Linked DNA regions of Homo sapiens: region 2 is linked to region 1. A link is a loop called in an ENCODE intact Hi-C map of the cell type or tissue named here. Cell type or tissue: PC-3. All regions are shown on one strand. Links, peaks and the distances in the headings refer to the core of each region. The heading gives the core; the rest is flanking DNA.

Region 1 (7,932 bases), core at 2,150-6,149:
GTCCTGTCTGACTTCAAAGGACTGACTCTTATTAATTATGTTATATATTTATATATTATGTTATCTAGATACAGAACTTAGGTGGTGAGTTAGGGTCACTGAAGTGGAGATAGTTATTAATAATCCCATTTCACACATAAAACAAACTGAGGACAGAAATCTTTAGTTTTTTGTCCATTTTCACTTGTTATGTGACCAAAGGGAAAATATTAGAATAGCTCACTCTCTTCCCCTGGGTATCAGCATGTTGCGTGGAGGAGGTACTGGCTGCGTTTCACTAAGGAATCCTTTATAGGTGGGTGTGAACAGAGAGCCACAGAAATATGTTGAATAGGAGTTTCAGTTTCCTGTTGGTGACACTAACATGCTATCTGGGTCATCTTCCTTCTGATCGAATAGGGAAGGACCTTTGTTTGAATCTCAGTAGACAGAGGCCACGACTTGTTTGAGAGTGTAAATGCATCATTCTGCAATCTGAATATTGTCCTCTCAGGTGACACCCTGCACGGCGGAAACTCTACCACTAGTTAGGTTGCTCACTTCATTTCCAACTGAAACTCTTACTTAGAAGAAGTATTTCCACCCTGCCTGAATAATGCCAATTATCTGTGACACAGGGGAAAAGAGTACTTTTTCTCTACAACCAGAGCACAATATTCACCCAAACGCTGGAGGAGACACCCATGTCTGCAAATAATCTGCAGCACCCATATGAAAGTCTCATAAACAGAGTTTAGGCAAATAATAAACAACATTGGCACAGATCAGGCCTGAGGACAGGAATCTGGTGGGGAGTGGGATAAGGGGGTAAGCCATTTCACTGTGCATCTCTTACTTCATTGGCTTCATATAAGAGCAAGGCCTGTTTATGGCAAAAAACATAACAGGACAGAAAGATATAGAAAATAAAAATTGTAAGTTTTCCATCCACATGCCCTATTCAAAAGTAAATACTATTAAGTTTTTCCAGGTTCTTTATAGATTTCCCGTGTGTGTGTGTGTGTGTGTGTGTGTGTGTGTGTGTGTCTATGGGGTGGGAGGGGTGAATAAGACTACATTATGTGTACTATACTGTGGCATTCAGCCACAGAAATTTCTTAGTGGGTGGTTCTGTTAAAGTAATAAATACACAGGACTATAAAATGCTTAGCAGATCCCATCCAACCAAAATGAAATTCAAAGTAGGTTAAAAAAATAACAATTTAAACAGCCTAGGCATTTTGAACAGTTTTATTAATTTCAAATCTTTTGAATGCTTATTATTAAACGGGAAAGCTTTCATTATTGCCCCACATACTTATCAGGGAAATGAAACCTTTCCTTTCACTTGAAGTGTTTTGACAGAATTTCTGAAAACAAGAAAGGAAGGGCCTCCAGGGGAAAGCCAGCACACCCGGCAAATGAGATTCTGGCACTCCTCCTTAGGAGAGGGTCTATTTTCAGTGAGTTACTTACTGTGCCCAGTAGATATCACACAAAACCAGACTCTGCAATAAAAAGCTACAGAAGACCTTATACGTTGAGTTACTTTAGGTTTTGTAAAAAGTTATAGTGGTCTTTAAAGACATCTTAGACACATCAAAAAATAATTGATAAACAATAAATCAAATAACAAAACTAAGCTATACTCTTTTTCTTTTTCTTCTTGTCTTTATTTTACAGAAAGGACTTTTGTGGTAAGAAATCTAATAAAGTCCGGTGGCCAAGTCATCCTTTATTCTAAATACACACTCTCGGCTGAAAGTGGCTATAGCACATGAGGGCCCAAAGTGTTGACATCAAGCTTCTGGGGCTGGGATACACCACTGGGCCAAGTGGACCACCAAACACACAGTGAAATCCTCGGGCTTTGATGGGGTCTCAAATGAACCTTCTATCAGAAACTGCATGTACAGATACAGCTTGACTAACTCCTTATACACAATGGATAGTCTATAAATATGCACTGAGTGAATGAATAAATGATTTTGAAAGTCAGCATATTGTCAAGTTGTCCCCTGGTGACAGGTTACATTCCTAAGGATACTGAACAGAAAAGGGGATGATATATGGTGCCAAGAAAGAAGTAGTAAGGTTATTTAAAGATCAGCATCTTCTCTGGCCCACAGTAAAACTGTATAAGTGGATTAAATAAATCTGCAAAGAATCCCCAAACCTTCCACTATACCCCAACAGGGTATGGCTTGGTTTTGTTATTTATTATTTACTATTTGATTTGTCTAAGATGTCTTTGAAGACCACTATGAATTTTTTTAAAAACCTAAAATAATTCAATATTATAAAGTCCTCTGTAGAAAAGTCTTCCTTATTCATTCTTTTGTCATCCTCCTCTTTTTACCCATGGCATATAACCAGTGAAGCTCATATCCCTGCCATGACTTTTTCCTCCTCTTGCACAACCTACATTCCTGACAATCCTGTTAAACTAATTTGCACTAAGGTCTAAATGACTGACACCATTGAACCTATTCTATCAGGATTCTTTATTTTTTAAAAAAACACACAGACATTCATCTTCAATCTTTTTAATGTCTCAGGATACTTTTATAGCCAGGTGAGCCTTCCAGTACCTCTGAAATCACTGTGCAGCATGACGACCTCTGTGGCTACTCATACAACAGGATTTGCCCATACCTAGAGTTATGCACTGGTCTCACACCATTTACAGTGATCTTAAACTATACTCCTTAGCCATAATCTGAGGAAAGAGGACCAAAATATCAGTTTAATTCCAAGCTTTGGCTTGGCCAGAAGGAAAGCCTCTTCTAGATACCCTACTGAAAACAAGTCAGTTGTAGGCACCCACTTTATTTACATAACAAAAGTCCCATATATAGTGCAGTCAGTCACAATACTTAAAAGATTAAGCTGAGGTTGTAAGAGCTGCAAACGCTGTTTCCCCATGCTATGTTACATAGTAATCTAGAATATCTGTGGCCCAGATGTAGACTAGTTAGCACTTGTTAGGTATAACTATGGTTTGAAGAATTGCTTGTAGCTAATCATGATACCCATATCTGGCCTGGGATGTATATTTTGTAGTGGCTTCTCTGAAGGGATTTGCAAACAGAATTATTTAAATATGCTTATCATTAGCAGTTTAAAAAAATGACATTTTGGCAGGAGATTAATTTTTAACTTGGCAGCTGTTTTCAGACAGATTGTTGTCAGGTTATTACAGTGACTAACTTTGAAGGAAGGAGGAAATTTATGGGAGATTATTAGGTTTTCAGACCTTCAAGCTTGCAATTCCCAAAAGAGGCAAATTTTCTGTCAACACTGAGATACGGGGCCTCAAAAACGCTGCAATGTTTGCATCTTTGAGACCTGATTTCAATAATAACCCCACATGTCGAGAACTAAAAATATTCCTTAAAAGTGAAATATTCTTCAAATATACTGTTCAATTGATAAATTGGAGATTTATATGGAAGTACATTACAGAGGAGCAAGGTAATATATTGGAAAGGGCTCTGAACAGAAAGTTTGGAGACCTGCATTCAAGTGCTAACTCTGAGAGGATTGCTAACCCGGTGAGCACCTGCAGACCTCGGCCTCAGTTTCTTCATCTGTTAGATAAGAGTATTTACAGAGGATCATTAAAGTGTTTTGGTGAAAAGTCCATGCACCTCTGAAACCAGCCCAAGCAGATCAAGTTTTGCCCAAGTTGTCCTGTAATGTACACAAAGACCACAGGGTGTCTCTCTACCTAATGCACAGCCTGGAAACCCACACACAGTTCCTAGATCCCATTGCCCCTAATTTTATTGCCTTGACTTTCAGTCACCATTCATTAGAAAGCCGTGTCACCTGAAAGTCCAGACAATAAACCTGAGGGGCAATAATGCAAAATTATGTTTGGTTATTGGCTAGCAGAATAGAAAAGAGAAGGGCTTCTTGGAGAAATCTATTTGAACACAGCTTTGAATGTATTAGCAAATTTCTAGTTTATAATATAAAGTAACAAGTCACAAATCAAATTTCTATGAAACATCAGGCCACACGACAGAAATACCATAAAGTAGTCACCAATATTCCATCTGATTCCCTCTCATGAAAAAGAAACCCCAGATAATTATACTTCGAGCATTGTAGAAGTAAGTCAGATTATTCTCAATCAGAAAAAGATGACCCAAGACAACAAACTCACATCTTAGTTTAACGTAAAAAGCTATCAGAATATATACTCTTCCAAAAATCTAAACCATAACCAAAATGGAAATCCAATCTATTTTCCAATAATAAGAAGCAAGAGTAAATTTAAAAAAATATAGAAAATGATTTAAACTTTTTATTTATTTTTTTATTTTTTACAAACAGGCCATCAGATAAGATGGGTGAATTCATTAAAAAGATCCTCACTTGAATGTCTTACAGGTCTTAAACTCAAATAATGTTTTTCAGTTCTCCCTTTGGGTGACATAAATCATAAATATAAGGGCATGTAAGACTTTATAAGACTCAGGATAAGATGGTAGGCATAGTTTTGAAACACGACAAAGAAGCCATACCTTGAAATCATATGTGGCATCTGGGTTTTCATCACAGGCAATAACTTCTGGTGCCATCCAGTAGGGAGTTCCAATGAAAGTATTCCTCCTGCCCACTGTTCGATCAAGCTGAGCACTGACTCCAAAGTCCACTATTTAAGAAAAGACAAGTAAATAAAGTCTGTGATCATAGGTTTTAGATAGCGATAAAATGAATGTGAATTATTTTATTGTGGTAAAACATAAGTAACATAAAGTGTACAATTTTGACCATTTTCAAATGTACATTTCTGGGGCACTAAGCACATCCACACTGTTGTGCAACCTTCACCACTGTCCATCTCCAGAATTTCTCATCTTCCCCAGCTGAAACTTTGTACCTATTAAACAATAGCTCCCAATTCCCCCTTGCCCCAACCCCTGGCAATTATTCTACTTTCCATCTCTATAAATTTGACTATTCTCACTACCTTGTATAAGTGGAATCATACAGTATTTGTCTTTTTGTGACTGGCTTATTTCAGTTAGCATAATATCATCAAGGTTCATCCACGTTGCAGCATGTGTTAGAATTTCCTTCCTTCTCAAGGTTGAATAATATTCCATTGTGTGTATGGACCACATTTTGTTTATCTGTTCACCTGTTGATGGGCACCTGGGTTGCTTCTACCTTTTCTATATTGTGAATATGTTTTTAAACTGCATGAGAAATGGATGAAGTGTACCCATGAGGAAGGCACAAAGAATTACATTTGATTACACCAAGGCTTCACAGGGACCAAAAATAGGTGTTAAAAAAAAGTAAGCTTGGTTGTCAGAAAGGGTAGTATTTTGGGGATACAAGACAAGTGATTAAAAGCAAAAGTCTGAGTCAGACTGCCTAAGTTTGTATCTCATTTCTGCCGCTACTAGTGGTATGACCTAGGGCTAGTAGATCAACCTCTCTGAGCTTCGGTTTCCTAATCTGTAAAATGAGGATGATGACATCTACACAGAGTTGCTCTGATGTTTATGAGAGATAATCTATAGAAAATTGTCTTGTACAGGGCCTGGCATATAATATATACTCAACAAGTAACTGTTAATTAGTGAAGTAAGAATGCTCTCAGGATAGCTTATCTAGTTGATACATATATAACTGCTTAGCCTACATAATGTATACTTTTGTTTTTAAAAGAGAATATTCATGAGGTGAGAAAGTTTGGTCCCAAATGTTAACTAAGAAAAAAAATGGAAGTCATATATTTCAACAAAAAGGAAGAGCAAATGTTTGGGATATAAACATAGAAGATGTTTAAATCTCTTTGAAAATATACAATCATATGGACAGCGATTCTTTTCTAGATGACAAGTTACATATCCTACTGGATATTTGTCAATTCATGCTCTTACTCATATACATCAAGCAGTCAAATGCATGTGGTAATTCTCTATTTGGGCAGTCCCAGATTTGTTGCGGAAAGAGCTCTAACAGATACGCCAAAGAGAAGGATTCTCCCACTGATGGAAGTGGGGGTAATCAGTATGCACCTAAAGTAGAATATTAAGTATCCACTTTGCACGGGAGCCCAAGGTAATAACAAAATCAATGTAAATATAACTTAAACCTATGGGAATATAGCAGGAATTGATTATTCTGAATATGCCTGTGTATATTTTAATGGAAAAAAATTGGGTCCTAGTGCTCTGTTATAGCAGCAACAGTATAAACAAACTGTAAGATATAGGAGGCCATTTCAAAGTTTGTCACTTCTAATCTCTGCTGAAACAAAAAAATCTCAATTATTTCTATATATTGATTAAGCAAGTGGTTCTGTTCCCACATTATATATAATTCATTCCTCAGAATGCCTTGAGAAAATATTTTTTAAAATAGGCAAAGAAACATTTTCCTTTCCATTTTTAGGGCAATGCTCTCCAAATCCACGGTGACAAATTAACATTAATTTTTTTAGAGCTGTTAATATAATCTCATCACTTCCTGCAATTCCAAGGCTCACAGGATTCTGCTCTTACCTAGTTTAACTTCTGCATTTTCAGTCAGCAAGACATTTTGCCCTTTAATATCTCGATGAATCACTTTATGCTGGTGCAGGTGACTCAGCCCCTGGAGTGATGGAGAGTTAAGAAGGGTTAATAGGAACATAAGCCAAGATGCCAATAAATTATTTTGACTGTTAAGGATCCAAAAACTTTACACTCACCCAGACATACTTTTCAGAATTATAATCACATCTTTCATGTGCTCATAGTGCTCTTCTAACTGTAGGCAATTCATCAATATAAATTAAAGTACCCAGGCAGTCCTTGCAATGCATGGTGCTGTGTTTAATGAAATGCTTGCATATTGGATCTGATTATCAGGTATCAGGGAACCACACAAGTAATTATACGGTTCCAACATGAACATGAGTTTCAGTTAATACTACTGTGAAAAGCGAAGTTTAAACAGTTTAAAATAGAACCATCTACACAGTCTCTGTACAGAAAACTAACCTGATTTAACTGAATCCCTGCAGGATATTTGAATTTAAAAGTTAAAATTTACATTCTGTTATCCAATTTCATTGAATGATTGATTGACTGAGACAGAGCCTTACTCTGTCGCCCAGGCTGGAGTGCAATGGCGTGGTCTGGGCTCACTGCAACCTCTGTGTCTTGGATTCAAGCGACTGCCTCAGCCTCCAGAGTAGCTGGGATTACAGGTGCCTGCCACCACGCCAGGCTAATTTATTTTAGTACAGACAGGGTTTCACCATGTTGGCCAGGCTGGTCTTGAACTCCTGACCTCAGGTGATCCATTCACTTCGGCCTCCCAAAGTGCTGGGAATCCAGGTGTGAGCCACAGCACCCGGCCTTGTTATACAATTTTAATTAAGCGAAGTAAAATATTTCTCAGACCAGCCAAGAAATTTCCCATTGGCTTTACCCATTGTGCCTTACATTTAAAAAGGAATACAGTTTCTATTTCTTTTGTTGGCATTCATCACTGTCATTTTTAGTTTATGCTAGTTTATGCTATTTGTGACTTTGTGCTCATTATGTGAGAATTATTCAGTGACAACTAAACCTGTTTGTGTTCCATTTCTTCATGAATTACTCTGTTTTTGGCTTCTTTGTGGTGTGAATTCTTTAACCTACAGACTTACTCTAAAGTAGTCATATATTTTTCAGATAAATTATAATCTAAAATAATCTAAAAATGGAGTCTTAAAGCAAATTATTTTATGCTAACACCTGATAATTCAATGTATCGGGTCCCCGAGTGTTCTTTATTACCTTTAATTTTTTGTGCTTTTCATCTTCTCCACAACAACAAAATCATGGTATGAAAAATGAGGTTGACAGGAAAAGAAACAAACCTAGATATCTGAATTCTCTTGTCAAAGAAATTCAGCATGAGAGTACAGAGGTCCAAAAAGACCCACATATACATTTAGAG
Region 2 (7,932 bases), core at 1,416-5,415, 340 kb after region 1:
GCAAAAATTTTTTCTCTTATTCTTGCTCTCTTTCTAAAGTAGAAAAGAATTTTTTAATCCATTGATATTACCAAAGACATTTATTTTTTATTTTTTTGTTTTGTTTTATTTATTATTATTATTATTTTTTGAGACAGAGTCTTGCTCTGTTGCCCAGGCTGGAGTGCAGTGGTGTGATCTCGGCTCACCACAACCTCCACCTCCTGGGTTCAAGCAATTCTCCTGCCTCAGCCTCCTGAGTAGCTGGGACTACAGGCACATGCCACCTTGCCTGGCTATTTTTTGTATTTTTAGTAGAGATGGGGCTTCACTATGTTGGCCAGGCTGGTCTTGAACTCCTGGCCTCGTGATCCACCAGCTTCGGCCTCCCACAGTGCTGGGATTACAGGCATGAGTCACCGTGCCCGGCCCCAAAGACATTTATTAATCAAAGGACCAGAAGCTCTTAGTCTGGAATATTTCAATCCTAATACAATCTAAGCACACATGTTCCTGTGCTTTTAGGTGCATACAAAGATATATTCATGATTTTTCCAGGTATGGTGATCAATAAAACTGAGAGGACCTCAAGACTCACAAATTGATGATGAAGTTGGGCCTAGATGAACTAATGAATTTTTTTTTTTTTTTTTCAGATGGATTTTCGCTCTGTCACCCAGGCTGGAGTGCAGTGGTGCAATTTTGGCTTACTGCAAGCTCCGCCTCCCAGATTCACGCCATTCTCCTGCCTCAGCTTCCCGTGTAGCTGGGACTACAGGTGCCCGCCACCATGCCCAGCTAATTTTTTGTATTTTTTTGTTAGAGACAGGGTTTCACCATGTTAGCCAGGATGGTCTCGATCTCCTGCCCTCATGATCCACCCGTCTTGGCCTCCCAAAGTGCTGGGATTACAGGCGTGAGCCACGGCGCCCAGCCCAAACTAATGAAGCATTTTTAAAATTTTAATTCCCTTCAGATCCTGAACAAGCATTTTATTTATTTATGTATTTATTTATTTATTTTAGAGATAGGATCTTGCTCTGTTGCCCAGGCTGGAGTGCAGTGGTGTGATCATGGCTCACTGCAGCCTCAATCTCCTTGGGCTCAAACAATCTTCCCACCTCAGCCTCCCAAGTTGTTTGGACTACAGGCATGCCCCACCATGCTTGGCTAATTTTTCTATTTTTTGTAGAGATGGGGTTTTGCCATGTTGCCCAAACTGGTCTTGAACTCCTGAACTCAAGCAATCCTTCCGCCTCTGCCTCTCAAAGTGTTGGGATTACAGGCATGAGCCACTGCACCCAGTCTGCTTGTATTTTTTGTTAAATCAGGAAGAATTTTGTAAAGGACATCAATTGAATAATCATGTGGCTTGGCTTTGATAATTATATCTGATACTTTTATGGTGGTTTCTCATTTCAAAGAGTCTTCCAATTTGAGTCTCAAACCTGCCCTGGAAGAAATTCAAGACTGGAATTTTCATTCACATTTCACAAATGAGGAAACTGAAGTTTAAAGTTTAAAGGCCTGATTTTTTCCAGGCCTCCCACCTCATAGTCTAGGACGGTTTCATGACAATAAAGTGGCTTTTCTTAAGCCAGCAAGCAAGTTCCAACCCAGTGAAAGAAAGAAATAGAAATGTCATGGACATAGAGGTGAGATAAAACCTTTCATGAAGTCATTGTGATAGTTAATATTGAGTGTCAACTTGATTGGATTGAAGGATGCAAAGTATTGTTCCTGGGTGTGTCTGTGAGGGTGTTGACAAAGGAAATTAATATTTGAGTCAGTGGACTAGGGGAGGCAGACCCACCCTCAATTTGGGTGGGCACCATCTAATCAGCTGCCAGTGTGGCTAGAATAAAGCAGGCAGGAGAAGATGGAAGAGCAGACTCACTGAGTCTTACAGCCTTCATCTTTCTCCCATGTTGGATGCTTCCTGCCCTCGAGCATCAGACTCCAAGTTCTTCAGCTTTTGGACTCTTGGACTTAAATCAATGGTTTGCCAAAGGATCTCCAGTCTTTGGCCACAGACTGAAGCCTGAACTGTCAGCTTCCCTCCTTTTGAGGTTTTGGGACTTGGACTGATCCACCCACTGGCTTCCTTGCTCCTTAACTTGCAGACGGCCTATGTGGGACTTTACCGTGTGATCGTGTGAGTCAGTTCTCCTTAATAAACTCCCTTTCATGTATACATATATCCTATTAGTTCTGTCCCTCTAGAGAACCCTGGCTGATACAGGCATTAAGGAGAGATTTTTTATAATTTTTAAAGAACTGCCCAAGTGAAATGGATATTCTTTTTTATACTATGGGTCTACACAATTCCTTACCTATAATTCTTGCAGATGTATGTATTTTGAAATTTAGAATATTCCAGATAAATATTTGAACACACACACATACATTCCATCAGGGAACACCTTATAATTAAACATAGTAATTTTTGCAGCATAACATGTAAATATTCATACTAAATGAGATAAAGATTGTACAGATTATGAATAGTTTCAGAGTTTATTGCCAAATGAGCTTGCTACAGATCTATAAGCAAAACAAAAGAAAAATTTTTTGTTGGGACTAGATGAACTAATGAAGCTTTTTTTTAAAAAAGAAGCATTTTTTTCAGAGATTTTTGGACTTTAGAATTGTGGAAAATAGATTGTGGAATTGCATTCAGACTATGAAACTGATCATTCTCTCAGTGTTTTCTGCTGTTGGGAACATCACTTGCTCGCCTAGTGGGGTTTGTTCTCAAACTTTGTGCAGGAAAGATGACTTGAACAGAGTTTACACCTGCTGTCCTGTGCTTCCCTAACTGGCATGCTCACAAAGAAAGGGCCTCAGCTAAGTTTGAAGTATGGTTTCAGGCTTTGGGAAGACAAGCCAGTCAAGCCAGCTAATAAACTCTTTTATCCAAAATCCCTAAGGGGGAGGAGAAAAAAGAAAAAGAAATTAAAATGGAATAGCAGCCTGCTTTCAACTTCATGAGAACTGATCACACAAGGAAGCCAGAGGCATCTCATCAAGAAAGTCCAAATTTGATGAAGCAATTTCACTCTGGAAGCCTTAGACTAGACAGACCTGCAATGAACCCATTATAAGGTCATCAAGATGGGTGAGAGAAGTGGGATCCGTACATTAATATTAATGGCAGTAATAACTGTGATACCGCTCCCCATTTCAGTCTCTGCCGGGAAGAAAAGCTTGGGCCCTTTCCTACGCCAAGAGGAGACAGAGAACATTTTCCAAGGACACTTAAGACTTGCTGTCCCTTTACAATTGGCCTTTTTTCCCAGAACACTTCACATGGAGCAGCGTAAGTTTTGCTGTCTGGTCCTCTTCGGTGGAAGGTCATTTTGTATCCAAGGTGACAGCTCTCTCTGGGGATAGGTATGTGACGTGGAGGTAGATAAGTGGATGGTGTGGGGATGAGCCCAGGGCCCATGGGGCCCTTAAGGTGATGGCCTGCACCCTGTGGTGGTCTGCTGAAAGAGCAGAACACTGCTGCTGCTGCTGCTGCTGCTGCTGCTGCTGACTCAGTGTGTGACTCAGTGTGTGCCGTGATATCTGAGCAACTGCCCAGCAAGCAGCAGAAGGGGAAAGGTCCACGTCTGATAAAGGAGACAGGAAATGCATTTTGAACAAAGCTTTTATTATTTTTTTTAATTCTCTGCTCTCATTCATTTTCCACATACTTTATCCACAATGACCTTTGAAATCTAATCAATTGTTTGGTATCTTCCTTGTTATGAAAAAAAAATATCAGGCCACTAATTTTCTCCATTCTAACGTCTTTTGCAGAATGATTCCCTTCTCTTTTGGTGCAACTGATTCGATGCAATTTTTGAAAAGACCGTATTTTCAGCACTTCCTGTGTGTGCAGAACTCTTTTTTCTCTTGAGACGGAGTCTTGCTCTGTCGCCCAGGCTGGAGTGCAGTGGCGCGATCTCGGCTCACTGCAAGCTCCGCCTCCCGGGTTCAGGCCATTCTCCTGCCTCAGCCTCCCGAGTAGGTGGGAATACAGCCTCCCGCCACCATGCTCAGCTAATTTTTTGTACTTTTAGTAGAGACGGGGTTTCGCCTTATTAGTCAGGATGGTCTCGATCTTCTGGTCTCATGATCCACCCGCCTCGGCCTCCCAAAGTGCTGGGATTACAGGCCTGAGCCACCGCGCCCAGCTGCGGAACTCTGATGCCACAGATACCTGGGTTTGAATTCCAGGCCCATCATTTTCTAACCATGTGAATCTGGGCAAATTACTTAGCCATCATGAGATGTAATTTCCTCAATTGTAAAATGGCAATAATATATGAGATGTTTGCTGTGAGAATGAAGTGAGGTAATAGGAGTGCTTATTACAAAACAGACACAGGAATAGTTTATTATAACTAGATGCTAAGAGGAACTTAAAGGTAAATAAAACACATATGCACACACATACACACTTCTTTAATGCAAGGAAAATATATAAAGGATTTTGGAAGTGACTTGAGAGCATACGGTACAGAGAAATTGAACCATACAGTGGAGAGTGTGCATTAGATCCAGGCCTGGGCAAACACATGGACTATCAATAGGCTGGGTAATGGGAGTGAGGAGAATGAGGACGTAAAGGATGCTTCTAGGCAGAAAACATGGTGACACAGAGGCAGGAAAGAACTGAGGAGGAATTACAGAAAAAGACCCAGACTTTTCCAGTACCATAAGGATTGAAAGTATCCTTTCTCAATAGCCTCACAACTACTCCTTTCATTATAGAAGTAAGTGTTCTGATTTGAGGTTTGAAAAATAATCACTCTAGCATTTGTTTGAGCATTGCAACACATATAATCAGGGCGAGGTTAGGAGGGAGAAGAGAGTGGGAAGTTAGCTACTTGAGATTATTGAGGGCTTTGAATGTCACAAAAGGGAATGAGACTTTTTGCATGTGTTGTATAGTGAGGAGTCCTTTTGGACCTGAGTGGCACCAGTTTCAGAAGGTTACACCATCGATGTACAGATTAATTAGAAGTGGGATAGGGAGGCCGAGGCGGGCGGATCACGAGGTCAGGAGATGGAGACCATCCTGGCTAACACGGTGAAACCCCGTCTCTACTAAAAATACAAAAAATCAGCCGGGTGTGGTGGCACGTGCCTGTAGTCCCAGCTACTCAGGAGGCTGAGGCAGGAGAACTGCTTGAAACCGGGAGGCGGAGCTTGCAGTGAGCCGAGATCGCACCACTGCACTCCAACCTGGGCGACAGAGCGAGACTCTGTCTCAAAAAAAAAAAAGAAAAGAAAAGAAAAGAAAAGAAAAAGACGTGGGATAGACAAGGGCTGGGAAAGAGGGTTAACCAAAGGGTTATTGTAGAAAGGCAGGAGAAATGGAAAAGGTGAGTTAGAAGAGACACGTAGAGAAGGGGCTAGTTGTATGTGTTTATTGAGTAAATGTGGAGAAAAGAAAGGTATTGCAAATAACACTAAGATGTCTAGGCTGGGTGACTAAGAAAAGGAAGTCTCTTTTACTTGGATAGTAGTCAGAAGACCTGGGTTCGGGGATGGAGGATGATTAATTCCATTCTATGTATTCTATTTTTAAACTGATAGAGATACATTCACAGGGTGGCTTGGAGCTCACGATAGTTACTAGCTGGAGCTGTGGCTGTAGAAAGCCTCTTAATTGAAGTGATAGGAAGAAGTGGAAGGTTATTAGACAACTAAGGCAGTGTGGCAAGAAGGTGGTCAATACTCGAAGGGGATGGCTGAGTCCAAACTCTCCCTTTCATAGCCTTTTTACCCACAGAAGTTCTCAACTTCATTTATTCATATCAAAGAGTGACTGATGATATCTTAAAATGTCATGTCTTATGGAGATTTACATTTTACTGGGGATCAAAGCCCTGAAATAAAGAAATTAAGCCCCAGACAAGAAATCCAGAAGTCGTGGGAAAGGTGACCATGTGACCACCACTAACACGCAAAGGCCTCTAATATGCAATGGCCACTGGACCAGCCACCCCCTTGACAATCTAAAGGAGAATGCAGTGAATACGAAGGAGGTTTTCCCAAAGTACAAAATACAAGTATGCACGTACAGTCAATCCTCATTATTCACAGATTCCATATTGTAAGTTCACCTACTCACTATAATTATTTGTGGCATCAAAATTTACACTTATAGCACATTCCTGATCATTCTTGGATGTGCACAGGGTTGTGAAAAATTTGAGTTGCTCAACAAGCACTTTCCCAGCTGAGGTCAAACAAGGCAATACTCTGCATTCTTGTTTCAGCTCATAATGTAAACAGTGTCTTTCTCTTGCTCTATTTAGTGCAATGCTTTTTGCATTTTTGTGCTTTTTGTTGATTTTGCTGTTTAAGATGGCCCCCTAGCATACTGCTGAAGTACTCTCTAGTGTTCCTAAGTGCAAGAAGGCTGTGATGTGTCATATAGAGAAAATTCATGTGTTAGATAAGCTTTATTCAGGTATCGTTACAGTGCTGTTGGCTGTGATTTATATGTTAATAATTCAATAATATATATTAAATAAGGTGTGTTTAAAGAGAAAGAGAAAACAAGGTTATATACTGATAAGTTGACAAAAATGTTGGGATCAGAGGCTTGCAGGAACCTAGCCTTGTATTTCCCCTAGGATCAATGGTTTACAATTCACTAATTCAGTATTTGCAGTGACTTTATTTAACTTAGCTATTGTGAATAACAAGAATCAATTGAATTTCTATTTGTCTTATAGGAGAGAGGCATTGTGGTTTTCCCTCAGCTTTACAGATGTGTAACTGACAAATAAAAATTGTATATTTTTAAAGCATACAACATGATGTTTTGATATATGTATACATTGTGAAATGATTACTGCAATTCAGTTAATTAACATATCTATCAACTTAGTTATCATTTTGTGTGTATGTAATAAGAAAATGCAAGATCTATTGTCTTTGCAAATCTCAAGTATATAAAACAGTATTATTAACCATAGTCACCATATTGTACAATAGATCTCCAGAGCTTGCTGATATCGTCTAATTGAAACTTTGTACCCTGTAACTAATATCTTCTTACCCCAACATCCATCCCTGGAAAACATTGTTCTACTTTCTGCTTCTATTAATTTAACTTTCTTAGATTCCACATATGAGATCATGCAGTATCTGTCTTTCTGTGTCTGGCTTATTTGTCTTAGCATAATTTCCTCCAGGTTGCAAATGACAGGATTTCCTTCTTCTTTAAGGCTGAATAGTATTCCATTGTGTGTATGTGTGTGTGTATATATAATATATTATATATGTATATATATAAAATATATATGTATATGTATGTATGCACCATATTTAAAAAATTCATTCATCTATTAATGGACACCTCTGCTTATGTGCTGGCCCTGCTGGAGGGGTTCGTTCTGTCTGATCTAGGGACTCAGCCACTCACTTCCAATAACAGTGCTTGGTCCTTTCAACATACATCAATTCAAAAAATGAGTCACCATGCTTTACTATTAATAATAAGGTTACTCTCATTACAAAAGGTTTCCCAGTGGAAAAGTATCTAACAAGGGCAGAGCATTTGAAACAAGTGATGCAATCTGACAGAAGTGGGTAAATGCAACTGTCAAGCGTAGCTAGCTCCAGAGCCACAATGGCAAACATTTTTTATGTGATTAGAGAAGGTTTATAGTCAATGTAGATGGTAGTTTTCTTTCTTTATATGCCTGTCTGTTTTCTTGCCTGACTGCCTGCTTGTTCCTTTCATTCTTATAAGAGGTGAGATCAGACCAACTGTTTGATTGTATTGGAGGTTTGTAAGAAAATATAGAAAAAATAGGGCAACTTTAATATGGTTTGAAATGTGCTACAGTAAGGTGGGAACTCTTAAATACATTAGAAGGCCTTCCTAAAAGCTAACCATTTTAGGTACGAGAATCTCCCTACCCCCCTCCTCCCCAATTATAACTA

What was found. Peaks named below come from ENCODE experiments on the same cell type or tissue, not always from the same donor. Only the 100,000 strongest peaks of a DNase experiment are listed, where the experiment ranks them.
Region 2: a loop joins it to region 1, with 3 times the contacts of the local background. A loop is called at or near these places in 2 of 110 quality-filtered maps.

Annotation. Positions count from the first base shown.
Region 1 is chr3:171,184,191-171,192,122 of GRCh38, forward strand. It overlaps TNIK (TRAF2 and NCK interacting kinase), which reads right to left. Exons shown (of 33, transcript NM_015028.4): 6 at 6,507-6,597; 7 at 4,512-4,642. Among named protein-coding and RNA genes, the nearest start is that of MIR569, 81 kb to the left of the region's middle. RefSeq lists enhancers at 2,563-3,090, 5,500-5,549. In PC-3, for the core only: CTCF peaks have their summits at 3,696 and 3,898; a DNase peak (open chromatin) is centred at 3,701.
Region 2 is chr3:171,520,805-171,528,736 of GRCh38, forward strand. No RefSeq gene overlaps it. Among named protein-coding and RNA genes, the nearest start is that of TNIK, 64 kb to the left of the region's middle. In PC-3, for the core only: no CTCF peak of the experiment used is centred there; a DNase peak (open chromatin) is centred at 3,547; H3K4me3 peaks cover 303 bases; H3K27ac peaks cover 1,165 bases.